Linked DNA regions of Mus musculus: region 1 is linked to region 2. A link is a loop called in an ENCODE intact Hi-C map of the cell type or tissue named here. Cell type or tissue: gastrocnemius. All regions are shown on one strand. Each heading gives the region's core, and the rest is flanking DNA. Links, peaks and the distances in the headings are about the cores only.

Region 1 (8,588 bases), core at 211-8,210, 69 kb after region 2:
GGTGTGGGTTTTCAGATCCTCATCCTAGCTACCTGGAAGCCAGTATTCTGCTAGCAGCCTTCAGATGAAGATGTAGAGCTCTCAGCTCCTCTGGCACCATGCCTACCTGGATGCTGCCATGCTCCCCGATTGATGATAATGGACTGAACTTCTGAACCTGTAATCCAGGCCCAATTAAATGTTGTCCTTGTAAGAGTTGCCTTGGTCATGGTATCTGTTCACAGGAGTAAAACCCTAACCAAGACACCAAGATATCTCCCTAGTCCCTGTTTTCCATCATCAGCTGCAGCATGGCTGGATGGCTTGTAGCTCTTTATCTACCTTTGGTAGAGCTGTCTGTGATTTCCAAAGGCTTCCCTCTACAGCTTACCACGCTCCGCCGTGCTCCTGGCATGCTGATCTTGATTGCCCCTGCCAAGGCTGGTGTGACAAACTCCTCCTCTACAGCCCCATTCATGTAGTTCCCTGGGTGGGCCTTCTGAGTAGAGCTCTTTATCTGGCTTCACTTGCCTCTTCCACCCGGGGTATCACTTTCTTGTTCATCTGACAGCCAGCGCTTTAGGTGTCAAGTCCACCGTCACATGAGGAAGGACTACAGGCCTGAGCTGTCACATAACATCAGGGACAGTCATTGAAAATATTTTGCTTTTTCCCAAGTGACTTTCAGATTCCTCCAGAGAACATTTTTGAAATTGCTCAAGTCCTCAGGGCCCATCAGAGTTTCTCCTTGTGCAAACAGGGCATATTTTAGAGCACATTAAGGCCCTTTAAATGTTCTTAAGGGATTTTATTTTCCGGCCATTTCCCATTTTATGATCACATGGCAGGCGGGTCCTTTGGCTCGCTGATTCTGAGGGCGAAACTGTCTTGGATCTCACGAGTAGCAGAAGTGGTGTGGTTGCCTAGTACTGGGAAACTTGAAGAAGTCTTGTGGGTCTGTGGTGGGCACACATGGGAACAAACTGGAAATAAAGCACCAATATGCAGGGTCGAGGGTTTACAAATTGCCTTCATCTACAAATCGACCGGGTTAAAATTCTTGTATTTAAATTTTATTTGTTTTTATTTTATGAGCACGGGTATTTTGTCTCCCTTATGCCTGTGCCCCTTGTGTGTGCAGTGCCTGTGGAAGCCAGGAGAAGGGTGAGATCCCCTGAAACTGGAGGCAGAGATGATTGTGAGCTACCATGTAGGTGCTGGGAATAGAACTCGGTGCTTTGGAAGCGAACCCAGGGCTTCTAACTTTTGAGCCATCCCTCCAGCCCCAGGACTGCACTCCTTCTACTTCGGAATATTCCCTGCTAACAAGCAGAACAAAGTGGCCAGGAAAATGTGATGTCTGCTGCCCTGCGTAAGAACTGGGAGGAGACGGAGGCAATGCTCTTCGAAGTTTCTGAAGCTGAGCTCGTGTGCTGGCGGCCTTCAGTTCAGGGTTGAAGTGGAACATGCACAGAGACAGGCACTAGTCCTGCATGTGTTCAGCAGACCAACCAACACGCTGGCATCTTATATGCACCGCCAGTGGTAGTAAAGATAAAACAGCATACGCTGGACCCTGCCATGTTTTCTGAAGTGCTTTCTGCATATCTTTAAAGTCATAGCAGAAGCTGTGTAGCCAGATGGAATGTTCCCATTTCACAGATCATACACATGCTGCTGAGTGTGTCCACAAGGCTCTCGTAGCTCGCAGTCTTTTGCTTTTCCTGTGAGTGTTCATCCTTTGCAACCCCACCCCCACCCCCGGTGGATTCAGTTTAATTTCTCCCTAGGTTTATGATGCTGTTCAGATACTTGCATCTTAACAACCGTCCACGATTCCTGCACAGGTGATTCACAGCCTGCTGTGTCTTGGAGACAGTTTTCCCTGTACTAGGACATCTCAGGACACTACTTCTGGAGGCACCTGCAGAAAAGTAAAGTAAGAAGCCACACTTCTAATGTCATGATCACATGTAGTGGGAATATTGGATCAGGTCCTCACATAGGCCAGGTTGGCCTTGAACTTGCTACCCACGTTCTTGGATGACAAGGCTTGTATCATTATACCAAGTCTGACGTGGTGCTGGGAACCGAATCCAGGGTTTCATGCATGCTAGACAAACGCTCTATCAGTAAGTTACTTTCCTAGGTAAGTGGGGATTTTGAAAACCAAACAAATAATGTTATTTCTCAGCTTATTTGTCCAGTTCACACACATTGAGCCAAATGTCTTGTAGACACTTCTCTAAACCTTACCCTCTGAACTGCAAGAGGCAAAAGTCTCCACCACCAAAGATCTAGAAGGGGTGGTTGCAACAATAATTTGGGTGGGAACTCTGTATTAGGAAAATTTTGCTTAATATTTCAGGAGAACACAAGGAACGGCAGGTGTTGTAGCAGTGCAGGAGCCATGAGCCCAGGAAATGCCAGGCTAGTCCTACAGTGTAGAACTCTGTGGCAAAGATTTTTGGGTCAGCTATCTCCATGTTCACTGGACAGATGTGGCGGCACACCAGGAACGTGGATCCTACAGTCGACTACACTGATAGCCCCGAAGAATCTGCAACTCTGATATCCTCAGGGGTCATGTACAACATCTGGAAAGAGGAAAGAAAGGGTTACAAGGAGATCCGCACACTGTGGCCAGTGAATAACCCCAGAGAATGCCTTCAGTTCCCTGGTCATCCCAGCTATTGTGAATTTGCCATAGTTAACAGAGTTTTCCTTACACAGTCTTTATATTTTAACCAGGTTTTTAATCTGTTAGTTTAAGCTTAGGTTTTTCTGGTTCTCCCTTAGTAAGGATGAAAAAGAAAACGAATCTACACTACACACACACACACACACACACACACACACACACTCCCTCCCTCCCTCCCTCCCTCCCTCCCTCCCTCCCTCCCTCCCTCCCTCCCTTCTTCCCCAAAGCAACAGATTCCTTTCAAGTCATCAAAGAATTTATTCTTTCCTGTGTTCAAAGCATAAAGGGGAATAAGTTCAAAATAAACCTAGATTACACTCCTCTCTCTTCCTCCCCCGTTCGTTTCCCCACCTGCCTATCCAGGACTATGTCCGGAACATTTACCTTGGGCACTTCTTTTTACATTTCATATTCAGGATGTAGGAATATACCTGGCAGCCTCTGCCCTTCCCCAACTAGTGGTTTTAGGTGGGAGTGAAACAGAGGGTGGTAGTCATTCAGCAAACAGAAGTTAAGTGCCACTGATATTCATCCTCTCTGGGAAATGTGGGCTATCATGAGAAGTCACTGCAGAGGGTCAGGAAGCACCTCTGAGTAGGTAGTGTTTGAGCTGAGATTAGAGGATGAGGAGGCCTCCTCTGGGTGGAGCTGGGTGGGTACAGAACATCTTTTAGGGATGCTCATGAGCAACAGTGACAAAGGCTCCAGGGCAGGGAAAGATAGGGTGGCAGAGCAATTAGAGGAAGGAGAGGATGGAGCAGAATGGGGAGCAAGGAGACTATGGACTGCACAGGCCTCTGTAAGCCAACTTAACTTCAAGAGCAGTGAGAATCCACTGGAGTGTTTGCACCGCAGCTGGTGTCCGTCTATGCTCACTCTAAAAGTTAAAACCGATCTGAGGGGGGGTAAGAACTGGATCAGGAAGGCCATTCGGGAGGCTAGAAGAATAAATAGACTAGCCCTGAGGTCATGGTGGTTTGAAGGGACAATGGCAGTGAAAGTGCAGAGGAATAATGGGCGGGAGAAGCCCTGAGAAGGTAGAGTTGTGTCAATGACCTCAAGTAAAGGGGAATGAGGCATGATGATGGGCGTGTCTGTGAGCACCACCCGTGCTGTTTCCTGAGATGCTGAAGCTGGAGCGAAGGGGACAGGGACAAAGGCCACTTCGGCTGTGCACTTGCTAAGTTGAAGATGCCCCATTGTCATTCAAGCAGAGGCCTCAAGAAGGAAGGCTGCTGTTGCAGGATATTTGATCTGCACTGGAAAAAATTTGCAGTGGTGTGGTTCAGCCCTAGAATACACCTTCAATACAAGAGCTTAATAAATTCAACGCTAAGTGAAGAGGTGGGGCAAGCAAGCAGCTGACAGGAAGTGAACATAGGTAAATGGAAAGGCCGGGCTTTGAGTTGAAGGGGATTTAAGAAGCAGGAGGAGCCTTTTCCTTCTGGGACCCTCGGTGGAGTAGGAAGGTCAGCTGGGTGCTTCCTCTTCCTGTCGGAGGTAGCAGGCTTTCACCCCAGCATCTAGCTTCTGAGTCTTCATTGGTAAAATTGAATGCTTGGGTTTTTTTTTTTTTTTTTTTTTTTAAACAACAGGCTGCAGGTGGGACTAGTCCTTAGAACATAGGAGTGCCCCATGAGAGATAGTTTTAAAATTTTGCCACCCCTAAGCATCCATGGTAGAACTAACATTACCACCTCAGCTCCTTTGCAGGTCTCCTGGGAGTGCCAGGCCCACCGAGGTGTTGAATTCTGTTCTCATGCCTTCTGTTGTTTACTTGTGATGTTAGTGTCCAGGAATCCCGGACCATAGGTAGTCATCGCAGGTGCCGTGGAACTAGGCTCATCGCAAGCTGGGGAGTGGAAGGGATGGTACACTTGAAGGCCAATGCAGGAGAATGGTCTACAGCTTCAGAAGTCCCGGGAGACCAGGGAAGCCAGCCCCGAGGAAGGAGATCAAAGATGTCAAAGATCAGTGAAAAATGGAATTGAATATTAAGAGAGACTGCTAAGAAAATCAATAGGAGCTAGCCAGGGAGGTGTTGAGGCTGGGCCATAAACACATAGGTTTAGGGAAGAGGGGCAGGGCAGGGCATTGTGGGCTCCCCGGAGAGGACAAACCCCTAACTTCGTGACTCTAATAGAGGAAAATGACAAGACACCATGGCAGAAATTGTCAACTATAGCCGACCTGTTTGCTTAGGACGGTATAAGAAGCTTGATTCTCCCTCCTTATACAAAGCTAGGGAGAAAATCTGTTTGCCTGCGGGAGAGACGGGGCCGGCTTCCCGTCCAAGTCTAGGCTTTACTGTTCTCTCCCTCTTGTCCAGCCTCAGCTCGCAGTCTCTCTTCTCCTTTGTCTCATAATTTGACACCCCTGAATTAGGCCAGCAATAGATAAACTGAGAATTAACTGTGTCCTAGTGCATAGTAGATGTGCTAGCGGGATAGGATCGTACTGGTGGATAAGTGTGTCCTGCTGGGATGGGCGTGTCCTGCTGGGATGGGCGTGTCCTGGTGTCAGCGGCAGCTTTCATTTCGCTCCCTGGCTGACACTGAACCAGGCTCAGCCACCTCTCATTTCTTCAGCAACTTCTTTGTTTACTTGGAGAATGAGAGGACATAGACCCCGGGGAGAGGAGAGTCTACACAGCGGTAAAGGGAAGAGGACGATGCTCACGTGACTCAGCACAGCCGTGCCTTTTAGTCTGAATGTCTTAAGCCATCAACTCACCAGTCCTAGTGAGAGTTGCAGATCTGCCTTTTGCGGATCTGCTGAGCTGTTGGGTGGATCGCCCTTCTTCTGATCTTCAGTCAGTGATGATTCTTGTCTCCCTTTACTATGGTTTGTGACTTTAAAAAAGAACGAAGTAAAGCAATACACACAAACTCTTCATAAAGACACTAGCCACGGCTATTACCCTTGACGCAAATTCATGCTGGTTTGCAATGAGGTGTGTGCATGCACCCCGGACCCTGGGGATCATGCCTGCCAGGCAGTGCCAAGCACTGGACTGTACCCTGCTGCAGGGTATTCAGCAGGACACCTGCACAGAGCAACAATCCCAGGCCAAAAAGAGCTGCACTTCCCAGCAGACAGTGTGAGGTGAAACTAAGAAAAGACTCTGCTATTTCATTGGAACTATCAACTTTAAAAAAAATAAAAAAACTCATAAATTACTGCTGATATTGTTTCTAATTCTGGATATGCTTAGGAAATATTTGGCAAATTGAACAAACACCGATGTGATGTAACCCTTCCTCTGAGCCCAGTGGGAAGAAAGTATTGCTGTATTGTGTTTTTACAAAAGGGACTGAGTTCAACAGCGAGACCCATCCTCAAAAGCTCCCTTACCAGGAACCAGGAATAGGCTTGTCAGGGCCATTTCTCTTTACAGAATCCTGTTTGGGCAATCAGCAGTTATTTCTGGGAGACTCTTGGGTGTAGAAACTGCCACGGTTCAGCAGAGGAAGGAAAGAGGGCTATAAGGACCTAACAATTCAAATCTAGAATTTATCCTTGAAAATGTCTCCTCAGAGGCACACAAAGCTATGAAAAAAGCTGTGCACACAAGCCCTCAGTGACAGACTGCCGAGCAAGGAACACCTGTGTGGCCCACAGACCTGTCCACGGAAGAGCTGTCCACAAACTAGGCACTCTCTCACAATGCAGTACTCAGGCACGGCTCTTAAAAACCAGGTAGACAACATGACTGGCTAAGCATGATCTGAACAAAGATGCTGTGGATAGACATGCTAATGTTGAACATGGGAAGCTCTGGGGGCCTCCACTCTAAAACTACAGGCAACTGAGGAGAGTCGAGAAGGTCTTCCCTACGGAAGGACACACACACACCTAACAATTTGGCTACATAACTGTGTATACTTATAATATTTGTGTGAGTATGAGTGTGTGTGTGTGTGTGTGTGTGTGTGTGTGTATAACAATAAACAGAGGTCACAGTTTTGAAAGAGACCAGGCAGAAGGAGGTACATGGGAAGGTTTGAAGAGAGGAAAGGGAAGGAAGAAATGCTATATTATAATCTCAAAAAATTAAAATAATCAAGCTAGAGACATGAGCTTCCTTGAGAATCTGTGTACCCCTCTTATGATGCTCAGTAATAAAATCAAATTGCAAGACAGCGTGTAGACAATGATTTAATCTTTTTTTTAAATCATTGAACTTTTATTTTTATTTTTTTTAATTAGGCAGTTTCTTCATTTACATTTCATATGCTATCCCAAAAGTCCCCCATACCCTCCCCGCCTCCCCGACAATGACTTAATCTTTAGGGAGCATTTTGACATTAATAATTTATATTTTAATATGCAAATTTTTGGCACGCTATGCATCAAATAGACTAGTTATCTTGTGACAGTGGGGTTGGGTGGCAGTGTCACAGCTGCTATGGTCTGTCTGTCAGAGTTGAATTTTATAGTGCCTCAAATTACATGTGTTATCAACAAGAGTCATAAAGATAGTAAGCGGTGTGCAGGGAGGTAGGGAATGTAATGTATAAGTATGGCCTCCACCCTCCTCGGGTCAAAGGCTGATGGAGCAGAAAACCACATCCACCAATACAGTGGCATGTAAGTCCTACAGTAACAGAGCTGTGGGCAAGGGGCACCAGTGTTGTGGGGAGCAGCCACTGGCAGGTAGTATAGAAGGGTGTTCCCATCACCCTTCTGTTGCTGTGATAAACACGGACCAAAACACTTAGAGAGGAGAGGGTTTGTTTGGCTAACATTTCCAGGTCACCATCGATCATCGAGGGAAGCCAGAACAGGAATTCAAATCAGGAGTTGAAGCACAGACTGTGGAGGAATGCCGCGCACTGGCGTCTTCTCAAGGTCACGTTCAGCTACCTTTCTTACACAGTCCAGGCCTCCCACATCCATAGAGGGTCCAGCCCTCCTGCATCAATTAGCAATTGGGAAAAAGCCCTACAGATATGTATACAGGGTAATCTATTGGAGACTATTCCTCCGTTGAGACTTTCCCTTCCTAGGTGTATCAAGTTGACAAGATTAGACATCTTGAAAGGGTTCCTCATCTTGTTCTGGAAGGACACTCACAGAGGCCATGGCAAGGCAGCTAGGCTAACAGAAGCCAAGGGAAGATTCGGAACATTGTTCCTCTGTCTTGGTAGCTCAGAAAGCAGTCCTGGGGCCATTCTGACTCATAAAATGTCACAGGAGTCCAGTTGGTGCAGTGGACATTTGATGACAGATGATCTGAGAGAGACACAGAAGGTCAGCTGAAGTCAAACGCTGTTGCTTGTCCGTCCTCTCGGACTTGGCATTAAATCACAGCTGCTTCGATGGTGATCTAAAGACCAGTTCCAGACGGTTCTAATTAGCCCCCAGTGTTCCTACTTCACAGGATGCTTAAATCTTGACTTTATGATCCGGAGGCAAGACATCCATGTCATCAGAGGAATTATTTATCAGGAGATGAAATCACCGAGCTGCTGTGATTGATAGCAGGGTAAAGGCACAGAGCGTCGTATTTCTTGTTGACAAGAAGAACTTCGTGTTTGTACAGCGCTCTGACCACTGCTCACCCCGAGGAAGGTGTCAGTGGACTCATTGCGACCTGCTTCCATTTTTTTTTCTGGTTCTTGAAGTTGGGCTCCAGAGCTGTATCTCCCTCCTATGCTTCTATTTAGATCAAAGTTTAGGGTAGAAAAAGTCCAGGGTGAGTCTTCTGTCTCTGACTTCATTCTCATGCTGAATAGATAGGGAGTGGAGGAGGGAGGGTAAAGATGGAGAGGAGAGGGCTGGAGAAGAGAAAATGATGGCAGGCCAATGGGAAAGAAGAAAGGGCTGGCAAGGACTGGCGGCCTCCAGGGAGCTGTACTTGTTCAGAGATGTCCATACCTGAAGACTGGAAGGCCACTTCATATGG
Region 2 (8,588 bases), core at 349-8,348:
TGGGTGGGGCAGGCACTTATCTGTGAGGAATGTCCCAGGAACCTGAGGTAGGCAACGTTATGCTTTGTGTGTGTACACACACAAACTCTTCAGGGTCACACTTTTAGCCAAGGCACAACATGTTAGGTAGACTAAGGTTGCAGCCAAGAGTTTGCAGAGAGCCCAACCTTCCTTGGCATCCTTGGAGTAGAGTTGATCCTGGCACCCACTGATATCTTCCTGGTCTTGGCTGGAGGCTTTCACAGATAGGAAACCACCTGGCTCTAGTTTCCAGGCCAGGAAAGACAAGGTCAGAGGCAGGGCTTATTGTTGAAGCTTGTGAACAAGCCACAGAGATCTGGCATCACGGTGTGGCATGAGAGCAGATGAAGACAGCTCTATGAAACACCCCTGGAAGAGGCCTCTTTCCTTCTGCCTCCTATCAACTTGCAATAATCACAGGATGCTAAAGGCATCAGCGCAGGATGATGGGGAAGTTATGTGAAAGCTCAGAGAAGGTGTGGGTCTCCCTCTAGTGACTCCTCCCTCCTCCCTCCCTAAAGACTCACTTCCTGCAATGAAGCTCCGCCTCTTAAAGGATCCACAACTCCCTAAACATTGCTGTCAACCGAGGCCAAATGGGCAAACACGTGGGCCTGTGGGAGGACGTGCTGCTTTCTAACTGCAGCAAAAGGCATTGCCTCCAGTGACTTCCTGCCTTCAGCCAAGGCTCTCACTTCTTTACATTGCCACAACCTCTCAAAATAGTGCTACCAGCCCGGGAGCAAACTGTCAACACAAAAGCCTGCGTGGAACACTTTGTATTTAAGCTATAGCAGTAGCCGAGATGCCAAGGCACATTTGGGTCTTGTCTGACACTGGAACCAGCTGTAACTTGAAGACACATTGAGACTGTTTGCCTTAAGCAGTGTTCACTTTTTGTCAATCATCTAGTTGACACAATTAGAATACCTCTGTTGATTTAAATATTTCTTTTAGGGAAAAACAACAACAACAAAAGAATGAGAGGATCTTTGTCTAGGAGTTTTATTGCTGCAAAGAGACTATGACCATGGCAACCCTTATAAAGGAAAACGCTTAACTGGGGCTGGCTTGCAGTTCAGAAGTTTAGTCCATTGTTGTCATGGAAGGAAGCATGGCGGCGTGCAGGCAGACTTGGTGCTGGAGAAGTAGTTGAGAGCTCTACATCCAGATCTAAAGAGAGAGTGGCCTACCTTGAGTTTCTGAAACTTCAAAGCCCACCCCCAGTGACACACTTCCTCCAACAAGGCCACACCTAATAGTGTCACTCCCTGTGAACCCTTGGGGGCGGTTTTCATTCAAACCATTGCAGTCTTATACCTATATCCATGGATTAGTTAGCATAGCTGAATCCTGACTTGGGGCTGAAGTATTAGCCGTCTTGGCTGTCTGCTTGTGTGCCTGTTTTGTTGACAGCTCAGTCAGATGGGGAATTCATTTCATCTCACGAACATTTATAGAGGTGTGTGTGTGTGTGTGTGTGTGTGTGTGTTTAAAATGTAAGTACCAAGACCCCACTCTAATACTAGTAAACTGGTATTCTCAAGGAGTCTGACCCAGAAATATTTTGTGACGTTGCAGGTAGAGCCCAGGGCCTCATGAAAACTAGACATCTCTGCCTTGAGAAATGTGATTTGTAAGCATCCCTCTTCAGGGATGCTCAAGGATTAAAAGATGAGCCCAGCATATGTGAGTGGGTAGGCCTGAAGAGCAATTTATTCAAGCTAATACTGATACCCAGGAGAGGAAGGGGTTCTCATCTCTTCATGCTCTATAGCAGAGAGAGAGCATGAAAAATGTTCAGTCTCCCATAGAGTGCTGTAGCAGAAGCCGATCGAGGTACACGTCGTACCTCGTTATGTGCTCTGCTGTATTAGTCACAGTTGGAGGAGAAAGTGGGATAGAGGGGCTCTTCCCAGCACCCTTTCTTCCTCCCAAAAGGATCAAAGTCGTTATGTAACAGGATGACTTGTGACCGCCATGCCTGTATTTCCCGTGTATGGTCCTGCTCAGCCTATGCAGTGGTAATGAGGACTGAAGCCAAGGCTTTGTCCATGCTGGGTAGGCACTCTGCTCTGAGCTACATCTGTCTTTAGTCTCTGGATGGGCCTTTGCCAGTGTCCAGAAGACAGAGCCTCCCAGTTGCTGGGGGGTGGTGGAAAATTTCTTGGGCTTACATTCAAGAAACATGGTCCAATAAATGGCTGGCAATGTATACTTAACCTTGCTGACCTTATATTTCCCCAATTATATAAGCAAAAGCTTAGACAAAGTAATGTATAGCTTATAAACTGCTTAGCACTGTGGCTGACCTATGTTCAGTGCTAAGAAGTGGTATTTTGCTATTTATTTTTTTCCTAATAGCTATAGACCTTCATGGGTAAGTCCAGAGGCAAATCTCCCTCAGGCCATCAATGACAACATCCAATGTATGCTCTGCCTCAGCTCCCGTGAGGTCAGTGGTACCATTCTAAAACTGCATATCTGAGATTCAGGGCTGCAGTTCTCAACTTGAGCTCATTCTTCGTAGCTTTCATTGGCTTTTCAAAAATCTTCACATAATTCAGTCCCTGCTCACCACTTTCAGTCACCTTTGCAAATGAACACACTGGCAATGGCCCTGCTCCTGCCAAGAGGCTCGGAGCAGAGGGTTAAGACAGGGAATAAGAGTCTCAACAGAGAGGGGACAGACAGCCATCTTGGTTTTCTTGAGACTCTGAGGACTTCTTACCATGATGCGTGGGAGCAGAGGCTGTCCACCAGGGAAGGGTTGCAGGGTAAAGGTGCTGAATTCAAATGAGACATCTGAGATGTACTCACTCGCACCATCAAATACTGAGCGAGTAGTCGGGGTTGAGACTGATGGTCAGGGTCATTCATGTAGCCCGCGGTCCTCAGCCAGACCCGAGCCTGCACGTTGATGTCCAGGGAGACATCGGCTCAGATCTGCTCGGACCTTGGACCCTGGCTTGGATGACTGAGTGTGACATTTAGGTGTAGTGATCTCTGAAGTATGACAGATGCTTTCTTAGGTCTCGTGTGTACCCTGTTGACATTCTGTGCTCTCTGGTTCTCCGTGATCTTCCTGCTGCTCGTCTGAAGAAAGAGTTCGGATGGCACAGTGTATCTGGTGCGACAGATACTCCTGCCTGAGTGCTTAGAAACCTTGCCATCTACTGCCAAGCTCCTACCTTTCTCACCAGAGAGAGAACATAGAAAACACCCTTTCTTTCTTGGCTAGCACCCTGCCCTCACCGACAGATGCTGTGCAGATGTGTGTACTTATCTGTGTATTGGGGGTGTAGGAGAAAAGGCCATGTAAGTGGGGATAGAGTCTAATAAGATGTTTTTCTTTCACGTTTAATTGTACAGATGTGTAAGATACTGTATGTTAATTCAATATTACACACAGTATGTAATGACCAAGTCAGGATAGTTAACTTTTCTATTTCCATAATCAGAAACCCCTTTTTGACAAACACATAATAATCCTATACATTTGTGGAGTTCAGTGTAATACTTTAATTCGTGCACACAGTAGGTACTGATTAAAACAGCGTAAGGCTTACATCTACCTATAATGTCATGGCGCTCTTCATAAAGTAGCTGTGCCTCAACTAATGCTTAACGGTTCCCAGTAGTTTAAAGCCAGGCAAGCAGAGAGGAAGATCCAGGACTCTCACATCTGTAGAAGGTTCCGAGCCTTACTCTCATCAGAGGTAGATCTATACAACCTGAAGATTTCTGCATCATGACATAGTGCAGTTTGAAATCTGTCCGTGTCCCCTCCCCCCCCCCCACCCCCGCCGCCCCAGCTTAGTCCAAACTTGCCCCCAAGATAGGAGAAAAATGGAGGAAAGGACTCCAGAGGAGCCTGGAGCCCTTAAGTCGCTTTCCAGCCGTGACGACCAGCGGCCAGCAGGTGTCAGTGCGCTCTCGTTCTGTCATGGCTCAGGGCCTACCCCTCCAGGACCCTTCCCCACCGCCTTTCAAAGGGGCGCAGTGCAGAGTCCAGGCCTTGAGAGTCCCGGCAGCTGCTAGGATAGGAGGCCTTCTCTTCCCTAAGTATGGATAACTCCGGCCTGGTCTGCTCTCGTGGATGCTGGTCCATTCCGCTCCAGTGGTTCCTTAGGAACCCGCACACGCTTACCTCTCCGGGATCCCTTTCATCCCAGTCACCAGAAGCACCTGCGCTTGACCTGGGGCGGGGCTGCTCGCCAGCGACTCTTATGCCACTCTGCATCTCCTAATTCGGGTCCCAGCACCCTGGCACCCTCTTCTGCTAAAACCCAGCTAGATCGGTGTACCGCTGGGCGCCTGCTACTGTCTCCTGGGCCAGCTAGTAGCCGAACGGCCAACTCCCAGCAGGGGCCGCTCCCCACTCCTTAGGCTCTCTCTTATTGCCCCTCGCTCCCTGTACCCGTCTTTCCAAAAGCCGGGTCCCAGAGGCAGCGCTCTCCCGGGTCCGACTCGGGTGCGGGCTCTAGACCTAAGGAGGGGAGGCGCGAGGGGCGGAGGAGGGTCGACTTCCCACGTGGGGGCTGACGCCGGCTGCTCGGCAACGCCGGCTTCATCCTGGGGCTATAAAACCAGTCCAGCGTAGAGCGGCGGAGCAGCCTCGGCTCCCGCTTCCGTGCAGACGCCCAGCAGCCGGCGCACACCGCCCAGCCACCCAGCGCCTCCAGCTCCAAGTCCTGCGGTCCTGCGAAAACTCACGCGGCCCTCCGACCCCCGCCGGGTCTGTGGCGCTCAGCGCCCACCCAGATCGCGGCTAGCAGCCACCCTTGGCTCCGCCGCGGCTCCTGGAGAGCCGGTCGCTCACCTAGCTTGGCCCTGAGGACCGAGGTGGTGGTGGTGGGGGTGCGGCTTCATGCGGCCCCCACACCCTTCACCCCACCGCCGCCGCCCCCGAGCTCTGTGTACAGAGTCCCAGCCCCAGCAGAGCGCACAACTTTGGAAGTCCCGTGGGGCTCCTAGAGGAGGCAGAGTCCGCGCCTTCGCCGGAGGTCCGGCCCAGCCCTCGCCACCCCGCCTGGAGGGTAGCGACGGAGTTGGAAATCTCTTCGAGGGTATAAGAAGACAGACCTAGGACTCCGAGCCCACACCAACACCCCTCCGCTGCCTCTTGGGGTAAGACTTCATGCTTTCGCTCAGCTTAAGAATCAAGGTATAGATGACTAGCTAAATGCATTTGTATAAATTTCTGACATCTTTCCAAATCATCAGGCCACCGATAATTTCTTTTCTCTTTTCTTGAAGAATAAAATCTCTAACCACCAGCTGGCCCTACTCGATCCTGCCGCTTAGAAATAAAACTTGGCTGTGTTTGAGGAGCTGGGAGAGAGAAAGCACCCACCCGGAGCGTCGGAAGGACGAACCGGTGCCAGTTCGCGGGCTCCAGTCCATGGACCACTAGCGGTCCCCAGCTTGGGCCCGAGCTCCCTGCGGCCCTCTTCCTTATGTGAGGCGCGGCGGGACGAACCCCGCACCGGAGGAAGAGGAGGACCCACGGACGCGGGGCCGGAAGGCAGCTGGCAGCAGGCCCACGAGAACCAGCACCCGCGTTCATGTTCCGCCAGGAGCAGCCGCTGGCCGAGGGCAGCTTTGCGCCCATGGGCTCACTGCAGCCGGATGCCGGCAACAGCAGCTGGAACGGGACCGAAGCGCCCGGAGGCGGCACCCGAGCCACCCCTTACTCCCTGCAGGTGACACTGACGCTGGTTTGCCTGGCTGGCCTGCTCATGCTGTTCACAGTATTTGGCAACGTGCTGGTTATTATCGCGGTGTTCACCAGTCGCGCGCTCAAAGCTCCCCAAAACCTCTTCCTGGTGTCCCTGGCCTCAGCGGACATCCTGGTGGCCACGCTGGTCATTCCCTTTTCTTTGGCCAACGAGGTTATGGGTTACTGGTACTTTGGTAAGGTGTGGTGTGAGATCTATTTGGCTCTCGACGTGCTCTTTTGCACGTCGTCCATAGTGCACCTGTGCGCCATCAGCCTTGACCGCTACTGGTCCATCACGCAGGCCATCGAGTACAACCTGAAGCGCACGCCGCGTCGCATCAAGGCCATCATTGTCACCGTGTGGGTCATCTCGGCTGTCATCTCCTTCCCGCCACTCATCTCCATAGAGAAGAAGGGCGCTGGCGGCGGGCAGCAGCCGGCCGAGCCAAGCTGCAAGATCAACGACCAGAAGTGGTATGTCATCTCCTCGTCCATCGGTTCCTTCTTCGCGCCTTGCCTCATCATGATCCTGGTCTACGTGCGTATTTACCAGATCGCCAAGCGTCGCACCCGCGTGCCTCCCAGCCGCCGGGGTCCGGACGCCTGTTCCGCGCCGCCGGGGGGCGCCGATCGCAGGCCCAACGGGCTGGGCCCGGAGCGCGGCGCGGGTCCCACGGGCGCTGAGGCGGAGCCGCTGCCCACCCAGCTTAACGGTGCCCCGGGGGAGCCCGCGCCCGCCGGGCCCCGCGATGGGGATGCGCTGGACCTAGAGGAGAGTTCGTCGTCCGAGCACGCCGAGCGGCCCCCGGGGCCCCGCAGACCCGACCGCGGCCCCCGAGCCAAGGGCAAGACCCGGGCGAGTCAGGTGAAGCCGGGGGACAGTCTGCCGCGGCGCGGGCCCGGGGCCGCGGGGCCGGGGGCTTCGGGGTCCGGGCACGGAGAGGAGCGCGGCGGGGGCGCCAAAGCGTCGCGCTGGCGCGGGAGGCAAAACCGGGAGAAACGCTTCACGTTCGTGCTGGCGGTGGTGATCGGCGTGTTCGTGGTGTGTTGGTTTCCGTTCTTTTTCACCTACACGCTCATAGCGGTCGGCTGCCCGGTGCCCAGCCAGCTCTTCAACTTCTTCTTCTGGTTCGGCTACTGCAACAGCTCGCTGAACCCTGTTATCTACACCATCTTCAACCACGACTTCCGACGCGCCTTCAAGAAGATCCTCTGCCGTGGGGACAGAAAACGCATCGTGTGAGCGCATGGGCCTTGCCCTGCGTGCAGACAATGGTCAGACGCAGGCCCTGGGCTTCGAGGGGGTGCGTCTACGCATGCAGCCCCTAGCACTCTGAAACCCCGGACCTACCCAGCTGGGAGGGAGCTCCGTGGCCTTTGAGACCTTTTGTTACAATGTGTAAAGTTCTGGCTGAGAGGGACACATGAGCCCTTTTGCTGGTTGTTGTGGTTGTTCCCAGCCCACAGCCAGTTTCCTGGTGGGCTACCCCTGATCAGTATGGTTTCCTGATGATATTGTCATATCCCCAAGTCTGACTCTCCCAAGCTCTTCAGAGCAAGCACAGTACTAGAGAGGGCATGGCTGCCAAAGGGTTAATGAACCAAGGTTTCCTCTAGTCCTGGCTAATTATCTCCTCCACACCCCCTTCCTTAAATAAATAAATAAAGATCATTCAGGGCGGTCCTGCCTGCCCTCCCTTCTCCCCACTGTAAATATACATTATTTTTGATAGCATACTTTGGGTTCTTCAGTGTCGGCCTTGATGCATATTGGAATCATGGCTGTGGAGATGCCCTCCAGTCAGACAGTGGGCTATCTGGTCCAGACCACGCTCCTTTGCAATGCAAGCCCCTTTCTAGTGTTAAGTTGCTCTCAGTGCTTTTCAGCAGTAACTGGTGACTGTCCCCTGGACACGGACCTGCTTTGACATTTCCTGACAGGGAAGGGATTTCTGCTCATTTTCCCCTGTGCCTAACTGCATAATTGCCTTTTCCTATGTAAATATTACAGCGATGGACCAAGGCAGAAGGAAATGAAGCCTCTGCCTTGCATCAGCCCCGTGTATAAAGCCATTATCTGCTGAGGCACCGCTTGCCCCAGTAACTCACTTTAGAACTGACTTTTCTTCCGTTCTCCCCTCCTCTGGGGCTTGAAGAAGAGCGTGTATGTTTCTATCTTGTCTGTGCGCCGCCCCCTCCCCCAGAAAGTGCTGACTAAGGGGAATCTTTTAGCTGCTGTTTTTAGACACCCAGGAGGGGAAATTATGTGGAAGAAACCAACCCGATACAATTTGCCAAGGTAAACAGTGTGAGGAGACAAATGGGCTGCCACACTGTATGGAGCCAGCCCCAAGAGCTCTTGGGTATCAAAGTGTTACCTCCCCTTGCTGTCCTGGCTGAGATCATGTGACTACTGAATTGCCAAAGTCAGGGGGTAGGCGGAGACTTCGTGTTTACAACCTGGTTTCTACTTATTTTAGGCAGACTGTGGAAGGCCTGTGATCTGATTTCACGAGAGAAAAACTAAATGTCAGCACTTGTTGCTCGTGACGGTGGATTTTTTTTAAATAAAAGTTTACAGATCAAATGTGAAATAAACATGAATTAAGTGGGCCTCCTGTCTAGTAATTGAGTTTTCAAGTCTTGGAACTCTGGGATTACCTGATAATACACACTTTGTAAGCTGTCTTTGGACACCCGAGCACTGACGCACTATCATTCACGTGAGACAGTTTATGCCTTACCTTCTTTAATCTTTTCAAGAACGCTATGAGGTAAATCGTTTTGCTGTTCCCATTTTACAGGTAAAGAAACAGTGCAGAAGGCTACTGGCTTACTTAGGGGT

The links. Peaks named below come from ENCODE experiments on the same cell type or tissue, not always from the same donor. Only the 100,000 strongest peaks of a DNase experiment are listed, where the experiment ranks them.
Region 1: it touches region 2 in a loop (2.4-fold over the local background); 2 of 42 quality-filtered maps call a loop at or near these places.

The regions. Positions count from the first base shown.
Region 1 is chr19:54,109,842-54,118,429 of GRCm38, forward strand. No RefSeq gene overlaps it. Among named protein-coding and RNA genes, the nearest start is that of Gm41865, 41 kb to the right of the region's middle. In gastrocnemius, for the core only: no CTCF peak of the experiment used is centred there; a DNase peak (open chromatin) is centred at 5,167; H3K4me3 peaks cover 995 bases; H3K27ac peaks cover 367 bases.
Region 2 is chr19:54,040,627-54,049,214 of GRCm38, forward strand. It overlaps Adra2a (adrenergic receptor, alpha 2a), which reads left to right and starts at 4,633. Exons shown (of 1, transcript NM_007417.5): 1 at 4,633-8,356. The coding sequence starts at 5,589. The coding sequence ends at 6,986. In gastrocnemius, for the core only: CTCF peaks have their summits at 3,962 (motif pointing right) and 6,348 (motif pointing right); DNase peaks (open chromatin) are centred at 564, 3,973, 4,516, 5,571 and 2 more places; H3K4me3 peaks cover 3,845 bases; H3K27ac peaks cover 980 bases.